Linked DNA regions of Homo sapiens: region 2 is linked to region 1. Evidence: read pairs that join two places in POLR2A ChIA-PET (ENCODE). Cell type or tissue: HCT116. All regions are shown on one strand. Each heading gives the region's core, and the rest is flanking DNA. Links, peaks and the distances in the headings are about the cores only.

Region 1 (8,330 bases), core at 157-8,156:
TGAGTCTCAGAAGAACCCAACTTGCCCGAGGTCACATAGTTAATATAAATAACAAAGTTGTGTTTTAACTAGGTTGGCTCCAGAGCAGATGCTCTTAACCACGTTAGGTTTACTGTCTCAGGCTTTCGGCTTGAAGAACTGGGTAGATGGTGTTGGAGTTTCCTTGAGGGGAATACCTTGGGAAAGTGTGGCCTTGGGGGTGGGAGGAAATTAGGAGTTCCCCTTTGACAATGTTAGGTTTGAAATGCCTGTGATACTTTCAGGAGAGACGTTAAAAGTGGACTAAGAAAGTCCAGGACAGGGCGGGGCACGGTGGCTAATGCCTGTAATCCCAGCACTTTGGGAGGCCGAGGCGGGCGGATCACGAGGTCAGGAGATCGCGACCATCCTAGCTAACACGGCGAAACCCCGTCTCTACTAAAAAATATATAAAATTAGCCGGGCGTGGTGGCGAGCGTCTGTAGTCCCAGCTACTCGGGAGGCTGAGGCAGGAGAATGGCATGAACCCGGGAGGCGGAGCTTGCAGTGAGCCAAGATGGCGCCACTGCACTCCAGCCTGGGCGACAGAGACTCCGTCTCAAAAAAAAAAAAAGAAAATCCAGGACCAGCAGGGCGCGGTGGCTCACGCCTGTAATCCCAGCACTTTGGGAGGCCAAGGCAGGCGTATCACGAGGTCAAGAGATCGAGACCATTGTGGCCAACATGGTGAAATCCCGTCTCTACTAAAAGTACAAAAATTAGCTGGGCGTGGTGGCGCTCGCCTGTAGTCCCAGCTACTTGGGAGGCTGAGACAGGAGAATTGCTTGAACTCGGGAGGCGGAGGTCGCAGTGAGCCGAGATCGTGCCACTGCACTCCAGCCTGGCGACAGAGTAAGACTCTGTCTCAAAAAAAAAAAAAAAAAAAAGAGTCCAGGACCAAGTCCGGTGGTAGGAGGAGCCGGCAGAGGAGATTAAGAAGGAAAGGCTGGGCCAGCGCCGTGGCTCATGGTGGCAGGCGCCTGTAGTCCCTGCCTGTAGCTACTCGGGAGGCTGTGGCAGGAGAATCGCTTGAACCCAGGAGGTGGAGGTTGCAGTAAGCCGAGATCGTGCCATTGCACTCCAGTCTGGGCAACAGAGCAAGACTCCGTCTCCAAAAAACGAATAAAAATAAAAATCAAAAAGAAGGAAAGGCTGATGAGGTAGAGGAAAAAACAAACAGGAAAGTATGTGGTGTCACAGGGCCAAGGAGAAAAAAAAAGCATCCCAAGTAGAGAGTTGTCATTTATGTTGAATATGTTACTGGGAGGTTTAGAAAGATGAGGACATTGAGTATGATTTGTCTGCATAGATGTCACTGGTGGCTTTTACAATAATTGCTTGTGTGGACTGGTGGGATAGAAGACTGAATGGAGCAGATTTTGAAGAGTGAATGCGAAGAGAAAAAATGGAAAGATGATCAACAACTTTTTCAGATTTTTCTGTGAAGTGGGGTGGAGATGAGGAAGTACCTGGGAAGGATATTGGAGCCGTTTCTCATAGAGAACCTTCTCCATAGTACATTTTGTTTGTGCATCTGGAGCTCCTCCAGAAGTTCCTTGGGATAATTTAAATTTAGTATTCATGGCCTGGCGTGGTATCTCACACCTGTAATCCCAGCACTTTGGGAGGCCTAGGCAGGCAGATCATCTGAGGTCAGGAGTTGGAGACCAGCCTGACCAACATGGTGAAACCCTGTCTCTACTGAAAATACAAAATTAGCTGGGCATGGTGGCGCATTCCTCTAATCCCAGCTACTCGGGAGGCTGAGGCAGGAGAATTGCTTGAACCCAGGAGGCAGAGGTTGCAGTGAGCCGAGATCATGCCATTGCACTCCAGCCTGGGTGACAGAGCGAAACACCGTTTCAAAAAAAAAAAAAAAGAAAATTAGTATTTATTTTAAGAATAATAGTAAAGGTAAGTTAAAATTATTGTCTTATCTGGAATAAGTGGTTAACAGTTAAACTGTCCATCTTAGACTCTAAAATCATCTATAAAGTAATGTGATTTCCCTTAAAGATTTTTTTTTTTTGAGATGGAGTCTCCCTCTTGCTCAGGCTGCAGTGCAGTGGCGTGATCTCGGCTCACTGCAACTTCCACTTCCCGGGGTCAAACGATTCTCCTGCCTCAGCCTCCCAAGTAGCTGAGATTACAGGTGTGTACCACCACGCCTGGTTAATTTTTGAATTTTTAGAGGAACTCTGACCTCAAGTGATGCACCTGCCCTGGTCTCCCAAAGTGCTGGGATTACAGGTGTGAGCCACCGCGCCTGGCCATCTCTTAAATATTTCTTAATGAAATTAAAATGCATTTGATTCTAGTCAAAATGTATTAAAGATTTACTAAATTGAAATATGAGAAACTTTTGTGTCCTTGCTTTGTTGAAAATGCTCTTTTTCGGCTGGGCGCGGTGGCTCACGCCTGTAATCCCAGTACTTTGGGAGGCTGAGGCAGGTGGATCATGAGGTCAAGAGATCGAGACCATCTGGCTAACATGGTGAAACCCCGTCTCTACTAAAAATACAAAAAAAATTAGCCGGGCATGGTGGCGGGTGCCTGTAGTCCCAGCTACCCGGGAGGCTGAGGCAGGAGAATGGCGTGAACCCGGGAGGTGGAGGTTGCAGTGAGCTGAGATCGCACCACTGCACTCCAGCCTGGGCTACAAAGTGAGACTCCGTCTCAAAAAAAATGCTCTTTTTCTGCTCTTAAATTTGAATGCCAAGTTCCAGGTCCAAAATAACTTTTCCTCAAAAAAAAAAAAAATTTTTTTTTTTGAGATGGAGTCTCACTCTGTCTCTGTTAGAAAGATGGAGTGCAGTGGCACAGTCTCCACTCACTTCAGCCTCCACCTCCCAGGCTCAAGCGATTCTCGTGTCTCAGTCCCGAGTAGCTGGGACTAAAAGCATGCACCACCATGCCTGGCTAATTTTTGTATTTTTAGTAGAGATGGGGTTTCCCCATGTTGGCCAGGCTTGTCTCGAACTCCTGACCTCAAGTGATCCTTCTTCCTCAGCCTCCCAAAGTTCTGGGACTACAGGTGTGAGTCACCGGGCCCAGCCAGTGTGAAACTTTGATACATTTGTATAAAGTGTAATGATAAAAGGAGGATAATTAGCTGATTAGCATATCTATCACCTGAAGCATTTATCATTTCTTTGTGTTGGGAACACCAAAAAAATCCTCTTTTCTAGGCCAGGCGCGGTGACTCACGCCTGTAATCCCAGCACTTTGGGAGGCCAAGGCGGGCGGATCACAAGGTCAGGAGATCGAGACCATCCTGGCTGACACGGGGGTCTCAACTAAAAATACAAAAAAGTAGCCAGATGTGGTGGTGGGGGCCTGTAGTCCCAGCTACTTGGGAGGCTGAGGCAGGAGAATGGTGTGAACCTGGGAAGCGGAGCTTGCAGTGAGCTGAGAGTATAGACCAGTTTATACTAGGAAGTGGGATTCTCTTCTGCATATGGCCATTCCCTACATGCAGTCTTAACCCCAGTGAGGCAGAATTCACAGTCCTCCTCTGAATGCACTCTTCAGTTTCCTTCACTTGAATGTTTTCTCCATTCCCATTAGGACTAGCCAAAGTCACATCTCTTTTTGAGTCATGCCAGCCCCATGTCTTGTCCATGTCATTCATTTGCAGATAGTCATATTCCCCTTTGGGGCAGAAACCATATTTTAGTTATCTCAATGCTTAGGGAAAACCTTGTATGTAGTGGATACTCAGAATATTTTCTTGTGTGAATTAAGTATGCTTTGCATTTGTATCTAACTCTGAGTAACTCTGAGTCCTCCACCCTCCAGAAGCTCACAGCTTTAGATTATCACCTTTCTTCTTGAAATCATTGTGAACTCCTAGAGATTGGTCTGTGCCTTATTTTTCCTGTATCCTTTCAGTACCCCATATAGTTTTCTCAGTCAGGAGGCACTTAGTAAACAGTAAAGATTTTTAGACTGAGGGGGCTAGAGTGGGGGCGGGCTGCTGGCTGAGGTGGTGTCTCTGCTCTGCACCCCAAGGAGGCCTGTCAGGAGGAGGTGGGCTTTCCCCAACGCTGCCCTCTTGACCCTTGGAGCTCTCCCAGGATTCCTCAGATTTCCCCAGCGCCCCTTTGGCACTGTGTCTCCTCCTCTTTGCCCTGCCTTCTCCCTGTCCCACCACCACCTCCTCACCCTGTCTATCCCTCCTCCTCTTTGCTCTGGCTCCTTGCCACCAGGATCTTTTCCTAACTTTTTTCTTTCCTAGTAGAGACAATGGGCTGACAACCTGACTTCCAAAAAATATTGAGGAAAGGCAAAAACTAGTTTTTAGGCCAGGTGTGGTGACTCAAGCCTGTAATTCCAGGGCTTTGGGAGGCTGAGGTTGGAGGATTGCTTGAGGCCAGGTGTAGGACACCAGCCTGGGCAACATAGCCAGACCCATCCCTACAAAAATTATGTTTCTAAAGATTGACTCGCCATAGTGGCATGTCACTTCCTGACTCGTCCCAGCTACTCAGGAAGCTGAAATCGGAGGATGACCTGAGCTCAGGAGGTCGAGGCTATAGTGAGCAATGATCACATCACTGCACCCCAGTTTGGATGACAGAGTGAGACCCTGTCTTAAAAACAAGCAAAACAAAACAAAACCAAAACCAAAAACAACTAGTTACCAGATTCTGAATGCCTAACATACAAGCATACAAGGTGGCAGGATGAGTACATAAAGTCGCAAAAAGTACTCAAGTGCCTATTAAATGAAAAGCAAACATACCAGGAAAAACTTCAGCTCCTGCTTGAAGAACTAAGAGGGGAATTAGTAGAAAAGCTAAGGACTTAGAAGAAATGAAGCTGCAGGTAATTAACTCCAAAAAAAAAAAAAAAGGGGAATTGTTAAAAGCCCAAATACAGCAAGAATTAGAAACTCCAGTGTTTTTGCAATTGGGATGAAGAAGTGGAAAAGTATAGAGCTGCAAGCTTTGCTATAAACATACATTTCTTAAATAGAATCTGAAACACTAGGAAGAAGAATTTACATGTAGTTTAGAAAAAAACTCTAAAATTTGAATTAGAGATTTATTTTTATTTTTACTTATTTATATATTTTTCAAGACAGGGTCTTGCTCTCGCCTGGGCTGGAGTGCAGTGGTGCTATCTTGGCTCACTGCAGCCTTAAGGCTCAAGTGAGACTCTTGACTCAGCCTCCCGAGTGGCTGGGACTACAGGTGTGCATTACCACAGCTGGTTAATTTTTTTTTTTGAGTCGGAGTCTCGCTCTGTCGCCCAGGCTGGAGTGCAGTGGCGCAGTCTCGGCTCACTGTAACCTTCGCCTCCTGGGTTCACGCCATTCTCCTGCCGCAGCCTCCCGAGTAGCTGGGACTACAGGCGCCTGCCACCACGCCTGGCTAATTTTTTTATATTTTTAGTAGAGACAGGGTTTCACCATGTTAGCCAGGATGGTCTCGATCTCCTGACCTCGTGATCCGCCCGCCTCGGCCTCTCAAAGTGCTGGGATTACAGGTGTGAGACACTGTGCCTGGCCCCACAGCTGGCTAATTTTTAAATTTCTTTATACAGACAGGATCTCACTATGTTGTCCAGGCTGGTTTCGAACTCCTAACCTCAAGTGATGCTCCTGCCTTGGCCTCCCAAAGTGCTGAGATTACAGGCATGAGCCAGTGCACCTGGCCTGAATTATAGATTGCAAGACTGGGGAAAGATGTAGAACTATATAACCAGCTGCTTAGTGTTGATCCCACAAGAGGCAACAAATGAGTAGAGGAACTTGTTTGAGAAAAAGTCCATTTGTTTCAGAAATTAAAATAATTCATAGGCTGGCTGGGCACAGTGGTTCACGCCTGTACTCCCAGCACTTTGGGAGGCCGAGGTGGGCAGATCGCCTGAGGTCAGGAGTTTGAGACTAGCCTGGCCAACATGGCAAACCCCTGGGTGGGGGGAGGGGGGCGGCGGAGGTTGCAGTGAGCTGAGATCGTGCCATTGCACTCCAGCCTGGGCAACAGAGCGAGAGTCTGTCTCAAAAAATATATATATATTCATTCAGAGGCTGAAGTAGCAGATTTAACGGCTGAAAAAGAGAATTCTGGTGCTCAGTTAGAAAACGTCCTAAGAATACAGGTGTGACAGTTGGCTGAGATGCAGTTACAGTCAGGTCCCAGTAGGCCAAAAATGTCACGTAAACTGTAGGTTAAATGCTCGGAAAAAGAGCCACAATCAAACAATGAACAAAATACCTGTTTTGTTTGTTTGTTTGTTTGTTTTTTTCAGACAGAGTTTCACTCCTGTCGCCCAGGCTGGAGTGCAGTGGCGTGATCTCAGCTCACTGGAACCTCCGCCTCCCAGGTTCAAGCGATTCTCCTGCCTCAGCCTCTTGAGTAGCTGGGATTACAGGCATGCGCCATCATGCCCAGCTAATTTTTTTTTTTTTTTTTTGAGATGGAGTTTTGCCCTTGTCGTGCAGGCTGAAGTACAATGGTGTGATCTCGGCTCACCGCAACCTCCGCCTCCCGAGTTCAAGCGATTCTCCTGCCTCAGCCTCCCAGGTAGTTGGGACTACAGGCCTGTGCCACCACGCCCCTGGCTAATTTTGTATTTTTAGTAGAGACGGGGTTTCTCCATATTGGTCAGGCTGGTCTTGAACTCCCGACCTCAGGTGAGCCACCGCGCCCGGCCAAGCCCAGCTAATTTTTGTGTTTTTAGTAGAGACAGGGTTTCGCCATGTTGGTCAGGCTGGCCTCAAACTGCTGACCTTGGGTGATCCACCCGCCTTGGCCTTCCAAAGTTCTAGGAGCCACTGCGCCTGGCCAAAGTACCTTTTTAATCATTAAAGATTACATAAAACTGAACAAGAAAGAAATACCCTGACCAGGCTGGGAGTGGTGGCGGTGGCTCACGCCTGTAATCCCAGCACTTTGGGAGGCTGAGGTAGGTGAATCATTTGAGGTCAGGAGTCGAGCCCCACCTGACCAATATGGTGAAACCCCGTGTCTACTAAAAATACAAAAATGAGCCAGGCGTGATGGTGTGCACCTGTAATCCCAGCTACTTGGGAGGCTGAGGCAGGAGGATTGCTTGAACCCAGGAGACAGAGGTTGCAGTGAGCCGAGATAGCGTCACTGCACTCCAGCCTGGGTGATGGAGCAAGACTCCATCTTAAAAAAAGAAAGAGGGCCGGGCGCAGTGGCTTGAGCCTGTAATCCCAGCACTTTGGGAGGCCGAGGCGGGCAGATCACAAGGTCAGGAGATCGAGACCATCCTGGCTAACACGGTGAAACCCCATCTCTACTAAAAATACAAAAAATTAGCCGGGCGTGGTGGTGGGCGCCTGTAGTCCCAGCTACTTGGGAGGCTGAGGCAGGAGAAGGGCGTGAACCCGGGAGGCAGAGCTTTCAGTGAGCCAAGATCGCACCACTGCACTCCAGCCTGGGTGACAGAGCAAGACTCCGTCTCAAAAAAATAAAAATAAAAATAAAAAAAGAGAAAGAAAGAAATACACTGAGCACTAAAGTCAAAGAACGAAACTTTCAAGCATACTAGAAATAACAGCCATGAAACTAGAGGCAGCAAGAGTGAGCTAGAAAGGGAAAGGAAAAAGATTCAAAGTGAACTGGATGGTTTACTGTCAGACAATGAAATTCTGAGACCAGCTATTGAACACCACAAAGTGCCCTTAGTAAAAAAAGATCATATATTAATATGTAAGGCACCAGATGCCAAGGAAGAAGGTTGTAAAAGACTTCTGGCATTACAGGATGAAAAGCTAGAATTTGAAAACAAGTTAGCAGATAGAAAATGAAAGTGGATCATGATGTCTGCAAGCAATGTGAAAAGCATCAGTGTGAAAAGAAATTGTGGGAGGCCGGGCACGGTGGCTCACACCTGTAATCCCAGCACTTTGGGAGGCTGAGGCAGGTGGATCACGAGGTCAGGAACTCGAGACCAGCCTGACCAACGTGGTGAAACCCCATTTCTACTAAAAATACAAGAATTAGCGGTGTGTGGTGGCGGGTGCCCGTAATCCTGGCTACTTGGGAGGCTGAGGCAGGAGAATTGCTTGAACTCGGGAGGCAGAGGTTGCAGTGAGACGAGATCGCGCCACTGCACTCCAGCCTGGGTGTACAGCGAGACTCTGTCTCTAAAAAAAAAAAAGAAAAGAAAGAAAGAAAATGCAGAGGAAGAAAAAAACGAAAATTTTGACCTGGAATAGTAAATCAGTAGTTTTCAGATCCAAGTTACCTCACTTGCAGAGTTCGAACCGAATGCTGAAAGAAACGATGGAGACATTAAAACAGGAATGCTGAAATATAAGAAATCAAGCTGAGAAA
Region 2 (8,330 bases), core at 153-8,152, 230 kb before region 1:
CACTTTCACATCTCTCCCTAACCAAAAAGAAAAACAGAAAACCCCACAATGAGAGATAAGATTACAAGGGATGTTTGTCTCCCTCTTTATACTATTCTGTTTTTTCTAGTTTTTCTATGTTAACGTTTTGCTCTTTTTATTATAAAAAGTTATGGAAAAGAAAGCTCCTGAATGGTTCCCTCTCGCCTGCCAAATATCTTCGGGGGCCCACCCCCGAGAGCCCTTGGCAGCCGGACCCTCACTGCTGGCATGTCCTTAGTTCCTTCTCTTCCTCCTTGAGTGATCTCCACCTCTCTATGTGCAGCCAAAACTGAACTCTGACCCGCACTTCACTGAGAAAGTCTCCCTCGGATCCCATGAAAGGAAACCAGATGGGCCAGAACTATTCCAAGGCATGAGGGGCAACAGACAGAGACAGATGGAAGACATATGTTAAAGTCACAATTGGACCAAGTAAGAATCCCTAAAGGCGAGTGCTTAGGTCTCAGTTACATTACTCACTCCAGCATTCTGAAATTCTTTTCCTCACTCTATTATACTTAATTTGAGCTTGGAATATCACACTAATTTTTCTCATTGCTTACTTTTTTTTAATGCCAGTGTGCTCGTTGGGCGTCGCTATTCAACAAACCATGAGCAATCTAAAATGCAAGCCCTCCTCTGATGAGAAGTGAAATTGATTTTTTTAAAAGCCACTTGGATTCACCAGAAACAACTGTCTTTTAACACTTGTCTGAACTCCTACCTAATTATTTTTAGGGCTTTGGGCTAGAAAGCAAATTGCATTATGTTCTTCTAAAAGTATATACTTACAGAACCATCTGTAATCCCTTCAAAGCAATCTTTGCAAGTCACTACTGGAATATTTAATGCTATAAATTCTATTAGATCATAGAGTCACAGGGCTGGAAGCCATCTAGAGAGCCAACAGATCATAGGCCTCTGCTGTCTTCAAAACCACATCTTAAGTAGGCCAGAAAATAAATGACCAAATGTATCTTTTCTGTAAATCCCTTTCTGCTTCCACCTCCCACCCTTAAAAATATTTTCAGGTAGAATGAGATCAAGTCCATAAACATCTAAATTTAAAAAGGGAATTGGGCCGGGCATGGTGGCTCATGCCTATAATCCCAGCACTTTGGGAGGCCAAGGCGGGCAGATCACCTGAGCCTGGCTAACACAGTGAAACCCCATCTCTACTAAAAATTCAAAAAACTAGCCAGGCAAGGTGGCGCACACCTGTAATCCCAGCTACTCGGGAAACTGAGGCAGGAGAATCGCTTGAACCTGGGAGGCAGAGGGTGCAGTGAGCTGAGACCGCGCCACTGCGCTCCAGCCTGGGCGACAGAGCGAGACTCCGTCTCAAAAATAAATAAATAAATAAATAAATAAAAATATAAAGGGAATTGGAGAAGAAGGTGTGATGGTCCATGAGTACTTCCCCCACTGGGAACATCTGCAGGGATCACAGGTAAACACTCTGGGATGGGCCCCACCCTTTCTTCTCTCCTTATCGCCAGGTTATCCAACAGGGTAGGCACCAGCAGCCAAGCCTAGTCCAACCTAGGTGATCCCCCTGCCCAAATTCCCAAGGCAGGAAGTAGCGTTAAGAAGAGACAGACTTCGTGACATCTACATGAAAACAATGGCTTCTTTATCTCCAAGGCCAGATTCATTCTAACTTGGGCAAATGCTAAGAGGCATTTTTTTTATGGGTAAAAGCAAGTCAGGCCCTATCCTAAAATGAAAGTGTATTAGAAGTCGCAGTCTCCTGGCTAGGCGCGGTGGCTCACGCCTGTAATCCCAGCACTTTGGGAGGCCGAGGCGGGTGGATCACGAGGTCAGGAGATGGAGACCATCCTGGCTAACACGGTGAAACCCCGTCTCTACTAAAAAGACAAAAAAATTAGCCGGGCGTGGTAGCGGGCGGCTGTAGTCCCAGCTACTTGGGAGGCTGAGGCAGGAGAATGGCGTGAACCCGGGAGGTGGAGCTTGCAGTGAGCCGAGATGGCGCCACTGCACTCCAGCCAGCGCGACAGAGCGAGACTCCGTCTCAAAAAAAAAAAAAAAAAAGTCGCAGTCGCCTTCTGTGGCATTATCCCATGCTCTCCTTCATTGTCACCCTCCTTCCCACCCCCAAACCCCTGCTTTTTCCACCTCTCTCCTTTTTCAGACCCCATAGGACCTTCCACCTCCCCTCAGTCTAACAGTAACTCAACGTTCACTCACACAGCAAGTGTTTTTTGAGCACCTCCCATGCCCCAGACACTGCACTGAGCACTGTTCATAAATATCCTCTCCTTTAATATCCATGGCATGACTCAGGTAGGTACTGTACTCGCCCTCATTCAGCTGACAAAGGAACCGAGGCACAGAGAAAGTAAGTAACCTGCCTAAAGGCACAAGCTGGTGAGCAACAGAGGAAGCCAAGACCTGAGCCCGGGAAGTCCAAGGTCAGTGGCCCTGCTCTGGGCGGCTTCCTCATTAGGCCTCCTCTCAGGCATGGGACAACCTCTAGGGGCCTTCTATTTGCTGACGGTTGTGTTACCTTGAGACCAGCCCACACTGGGCCTACTCTGTTGATAACAAAATGGTCAGTTACCTTGAAGGTACAACACAGCCAAAAAGCTCTCACGTCATGGAGCCCAGGCAGGCGCAATAGAAAACGCTGGACCCTCTAACAACACCCGGAACCTACGATTCCTCGTTTCGGAACCAAGAAGACTGAGACATGACCGGAACCCGAACTCCGGAACTCTTCCAGAAGCGAGGGGTCCAGTGGCCGGAAGATCCGGGACTAAAATTGGCCTCCACATACCTTACCATAAATGGCCAAATTTGAAGCCTTCCAATTGGACCCTGTCCAGCCAACATTCCCAAATCCTTTCCCTCTCCCTCCGAGCCCATAAACTTGCCCCAGACCCCAAGTCAGGGAGACAGATTTAAGCCCAATTCCCATCTCCTTGCTGGCAGGTTTTGCAATAAAGCCTTTCCTGTCTCAGCCAGGCACCGTGCCTCACGCCTGTAATCCCAGCACTCTGGGAGGCCAAGATGGGAGGATCGCTTGAGGCAAGAAGTTGGAGACCAGCTTGGTCAATATAGTGAGACCCCCATCTCAAAAAAAAAAAAAAAAAAAAAAAAAAAGCCAGCCGGGCGCAGTGGCTCATGCCTGTAATCCCAGCACTTTGGAAGGCCGAGGCGAGTGGATCACCTGAGGTCAGGAGTTCCAGATCAGCCCGGCCAACATGGAGAAACTCCTCCTCTACTAAAAATACAAAAATCAGCTGGGTGTGGTGGCACATGCCTGTAATCTCAGCTATTCAGGAGGCTGAGGCAGGAGAATCTCTTGAACCTGGGAGGCAAAGGTTGCAGTGAGCCGAGATCGCTCTACTGCACTTCAGCCTGGGCGACAAGAGTGAAACTCCGTCTAAAAAAAAAAAAAATTAATTAATTAAAACAAAAACAAAACAAAAAAAAATGTCTTTCCTGCCTAGCTGTTGGCTTCTGTGCGCATAGGGCAGCGAACCGTTGTTAACAGCAGTGGTGCAAGCATTAGGAAGTATAAGGTGCTGGGAGAGTATATGAGGAGAGGACCTGACACCATCTGGGCTCAGGGATAGCTTCTTGGAGTGGGGAGACAATTAAATTAGGGCCAGGCAGATAGAAGAGTCATCAGAGAAAGAGGTAGGGGAGGAACGTTTCGGTCCAGGAAATGAATTCATTCATGTGTTCGTTTACTCTCTCATTTGGAGTTTGATACTGAGCTGCCAGTGAACGCTGCTTTCTCAGAGGCATTGGCATCTGCAGACTAGAACCTGGGCAGGAAGCAGAGATTCTGGTAGTCATTCACTCATTAACCCTATCAATATCTGTCGACCCTAAACTGTGTCATTGTTAACCTCAGGCAACAAGGGTTGCTGGGGCTTATTTGACAAATGGATGAGGGGCCTTCCCTTCCTTCCTGAGATCTTCACACAAAGGCCACTTGGCAGGTGAGGCCAACTCCGGATGAACATCCTTCACTTCATCCATTAGTTTTTAATGCCCTTTCCAAGAAAAAGAGGCCAAGTGCACCAGACTCCTGCTGCACTCAGAGTCTGAGCTGCTCTGTACCACTGTATCCTCAAACTTGTCCTGGAAGACAGAATGGAAGTGATGGTTCAGCCAAATGGCCCACTCCTCCAAAGCTTTTCATACTTAAAAATCAAGCACTCTGGGAGGCATCTGCAATAATGTATGCTGTCTTGCTCTAGGCAGTGGTTACACGGGTATGCACACTATGTAAAAATTCATCAAGCTCTGCACTTAGGAGGTGAGCATCTTCTACATCTTTTTCACAATTCAATTAAAAAGTTTATTTAAAACATCAGCCAATGCAGTTCACTTTCTGGTTCTCATTAGCATTGTGGGAAAAGAGAATATTTGAGCTGGGAAGGACCCCTGAGAGTAGCTAAACTAGCCTTTACCAACATGTGTTCCATGGAACCCTGGCCCCAAGAGATTGTCTGAAAAACAGAAATGCATATGGGTCAAATAAACGGGACAGATGCTACATAGTATTTGTTTTAGGGATTCACAATATCAGCTCCAAAAGAGAGCTCATCGGTCTCCACACATCCCGCCCTCCACCTCATAGTCTCCATGTCAATATCACTTTTTCCATACTCCAGGAAATGGTATCCACCCAATGGCACAAGCCAGAAATCTGGGAGTCGTTTCTGATTTTTAGCTTTCTCTTACTTCTTGCAATTACATCTCCAAAACTGTTCTGAAATCTGTCCACTTTTGCCCCATTTTCACTCCATTACTCAGAACTGCCAGCATGACGTCTCTCCCCTAAAACACCTTGGGCCTCCTAATGGTTCTGCCTCCCTCTCCCTCTTCTCTACAAAGCAGCCAGAAGCTCCCAGAAAAACAGATATATCACTCCCCTGATGAAAATCTTCAATAGTTTCATGTCTCCCTGAGAATAAAGTTCAAAATCCCTAAAAAGGCCTCTGAGCTCCCTATCCATCTGGCTTCAGGCTGGACTTCCCCAGTGTCTCCAATGTTCCACGCTCTCTCAATAGGGGCATTTGCTCTTTTTCTCTGCCACTCTCGATCATAACCTGGGCAACTCCTCCTCATCCTGTGGGGCTCAGCACTTCTTTGAGGATGCCCCCTGCCATGCACTCCCATTTTCCTTTTTTTTTTTTTGAGATGGAGTTTCGCTCTTTTTGCCCAGGCTGGAGTGCAATGGTGCAATCTCAGCTCACTGCAACCTCAGCCCCCTGGGTTCAAGTGATTCTCCTGCCTCAGCCTCCCCAGTAGCTGGGATTATAGGCATCCGCCACCACGCCCAGAAAATTTTTGTATTTTTAGTCCAGGTTTCACCATGTTGGCCAGGCTGGTCTTGAACTCATGACCTCAGGTGATCCACCCACATTGGCCTCCCAAAGTGCTAGGATTACAGGTGTGAGCCACCACACCCGGTCCCAGATTTCCTCTTTCATAATATCCTTGAAATCCATGGCCTGCTCAATGGACAAGGACTATGTTGTCGCTCAGGGCTCTACCTCTAGCAATGCCTGGCCTAGGAGGCATTCAATACTTGCTTTTGAATAAATGATAATACTGAATGTAAAATAAAATGAAAAGAAAATTCCTCTTACACTTAATATAACTGAGAATTTCCCAAACAGAGTTGACCACAAAATTCTTTTCTCATTCAACCCTAAAAAACTTGTGCTCCTTGGAATACTTGGTAGAAAAGCGGATCTGTTCCAAGTCTCATTTTACAGATTCTGAGGCCCAGAGAGGTGAAAAGAACTGACTGAAGTCATTTAGCCCGTTAGTTCTTGAAAGACTATAATTTGTTCTCAGAAAATAACGTACAGTGTAGTAAAATTTAACTATATTTAACACTACTTGGAGATGTTTTGAAGCTAAGAAATACCGTAGAAATTAGAAATCTCAATTAAGATAAGAGGAAAGGGCTAGGCAAGAAAGATAAGAAGCTGGTTTCTTATCACTCACATCGAAATAAAATTAAATTATTAAACAGTTAAGTGAAAATAAGAGCAAAATCTAGAAAAAAAAGGTAAGGGAATATTTAACTGAATTATCAATGGGAAGAACGTTCTACACTTAAAAACAATGGAAGAAACCATAGAGTAAATGACGTGACTGCTAAAAACTAAAATGTTTATGTATTAAAACATCATACAATTAAAGGCAAGCAACAAACAAGGGAAAGGTTTTCAGCGTATGCTACAGATTCAGCTAATTATTCAAAAATTTATATTAGAGAGGCGGGGGGCGGGTGGCTCATGCTTGTAATCTCAGCACTTTGGGAGGCTGAGGCAGGCGGATCATTTGAGGTCAGGAGTTCGAGACCAGCCTCACAAACACGATGAAACCCCTACTAAAAATACCAAAAAATAGCTGGGTGTGGTGGTGCGAGCTTGTAATCCCACTCTGGAGGCTGAGGCATGAGAATCGCTTGAACCTGGGAGGTGGAGGTTGCAGCGAGCTGAGATCGTGCCACCGCACTCCAGCCTGGGTGACAGAGTGAGACTCCATCTCAAGAAAATATATATATATATATTAGAGCATATGCAAATAATAAGGAAAGCATTCAAGGGGAAATGTTTAGTAAACATGGAAAAAGTTCATGCTGACTGCAAATCAAACAAATGCAAATTAAATGAGCTGGGCATGCTGGCATACACCTGTAGTCCCAGCTACTCCGGAGACTGTGGTGGAAGGATCGCTTGAACCCGGGAGGTTGAGGCTGCATTGAGCTGTGATCATGCCACTGCACTCCAGCCTGGGTGACAGGGCGAGACCCTGCCTCAAAAAATTAAATTAAATTAAATTAAAAATGCAAATTAAAGCCACAAGAAACCACTGCCACCATTCAAATGTTCAAAGATTAAGAAAAAGAAAAATCGTCATGACTGGGCACAGTGGCTCACGCCTGTAATCCCAGCACTTTGGGAGGCCGAGGCAGGTGGATCACCTGAGGTTGGGAGTTCGAGACCAGCCTGGCCAACATAGTGAAACCCAATCTCTACTAAAAATACAAAAACGTAGCTGGGCATGGTGGCAGATGCCTGTAGTCCCAGCTACTCAGGAGGCTGAGGCAGGAGAATCACTTGAACCCTAGAGGCAGAGGTTGCAGTGAACCAAGGTCATGCCACTGCACTCCAGCCTGTGCAACAAAAGCGAAACTGTCTCAAAAAAAAAAAGAAAAATGGTCATTCCCAAAAACCTCACTAAGGTGAGGCACTAGTCAAGAACCCTCTATTCATGCTCATAGTCTTTCTGAGAAGTCCTTGGCAAGATGTTACGATAACCTGAAGAGTATGCTGAGACCTGGTGATTTCACTTCCAAAAATACTAAGGAAATAACCCAGTTGAGAGTCATGAACTCAGATGTACATGTTGGCATTATGTAAAACAGTGAAAACTGGAAGTCACTGGCGTGTTCACCAGTGGGGGTATGACTGAGTAAAAGGCAGGCAGGCCACAGCAAGGAAAACGATGCCCATGAAGAGATTTTAAACGTACGGGGAAGTGCTTTAACTTAGATAGGGTCTCACACAGGCTGGCCTTGACCTCCTAAACTCAAGCAACCCTCCCACCACAGCCTCTCAGAGTGCTGGGATTACAGGTGTGAGCCACCATTATAGGCATGAGCCACCACGCGTGCCCACTTTAACTTTATGTATTTATTTTTTTTGAGATGGAGTCTTGCTCTGACACCCAGGTTGGAGTGCAATGGCACAATCTCGGCTTACTGTAACCTCTGCCTCCTGGGTTCAAGCAATTCTCCTGCCTCAGCCTCCCAAATAGCTGGGACTACAGGTGCCCGCCACCACGCCCAGCTAATTTTTGTATTTTTAATAGAGACAGGGTTTCACCATGTTGGCCAGGCTGGTCTGGAACTCCTGACCTCAAGTGATCCACTCAGCTCGGCCTCCCAAAGTGCTGGATTACAGGCGTGAGCCACTGTGCCTGGCCTTTAACGTTTGTTTTTGTTTTTGTTTTTTGTTTTTGAGATGGAGTTTCGCTCTTGTTGCCCAGGCTGGAGTGCAATGGCATGATCTCATCTCACTGCAACCTCCACCTCCTGGGTTCAAGCGATTCTCCTGCCTCAGCCTCCCGAGTAGCTGGGATTACAGGCGTGCTGATTTTTGTATTTTTAGTAGAGATGGGGTTTCACCATGTTGACCAGGCTGGTCTCAAACTCCTGACCTCAGGTGATCCACCCGCCTCAGCCTCCCAAAGTGCTGGGATTACAGGCGTGAGCCACCACACCCAGCTAACTTATATATATTTCAAGCAAA

What was found. ChIA-PET counts read pairs that join two places held together with the same protein. Peaks named below come from ENCODE experiments on the same cell type or tissue, not always from the same donor. Only the 100,000 strongest peaks of a DNase experiment are listed, where the experiment ranks them.
Region 2: POLR2A ChIA-PET joins it to region 1 with 5 read pairs; 2 of 35 experiments call an interaction of 5 or more read pairs at or near these places.

The regions. Positions count from the first base shown.
Region 1 is chr7:149,156,952-149,165,281 of GRCh38, forward strand. The region is part of intron 2 of ZNF398 (zinc finger protein 398); the gene reads left to right. It also overlaps the pseudogene LOC100420549. Among named protein-coding and RNA genes, the nearest start is that of ZNF398, 14 kb to the left of the region's middle. RefSeq lists enhancers at 1-315, 316-883, 2,976-3,035, 4,500-4,649. In HCT116, for the core only: no CTCF peak of the experiment used is centred there; no DNase peak of the experiment used is centred there; H3K27ac peaks cover 382 bases.
Region 2 is chr7:148,926,959-148,935,288 of GRCh38, forward strand. No RefSeq gene overlaps it. Among named protein-coding and RNA genes, the nearest start is that of EZH2, 47 kb to the left of the region's middle. RefSeq lists an enhancer at 2,182-2,987. In HCT116, for the core only: no CTCF peak of the experiment used is centred there; no DNase peak of the experiment used is centred there.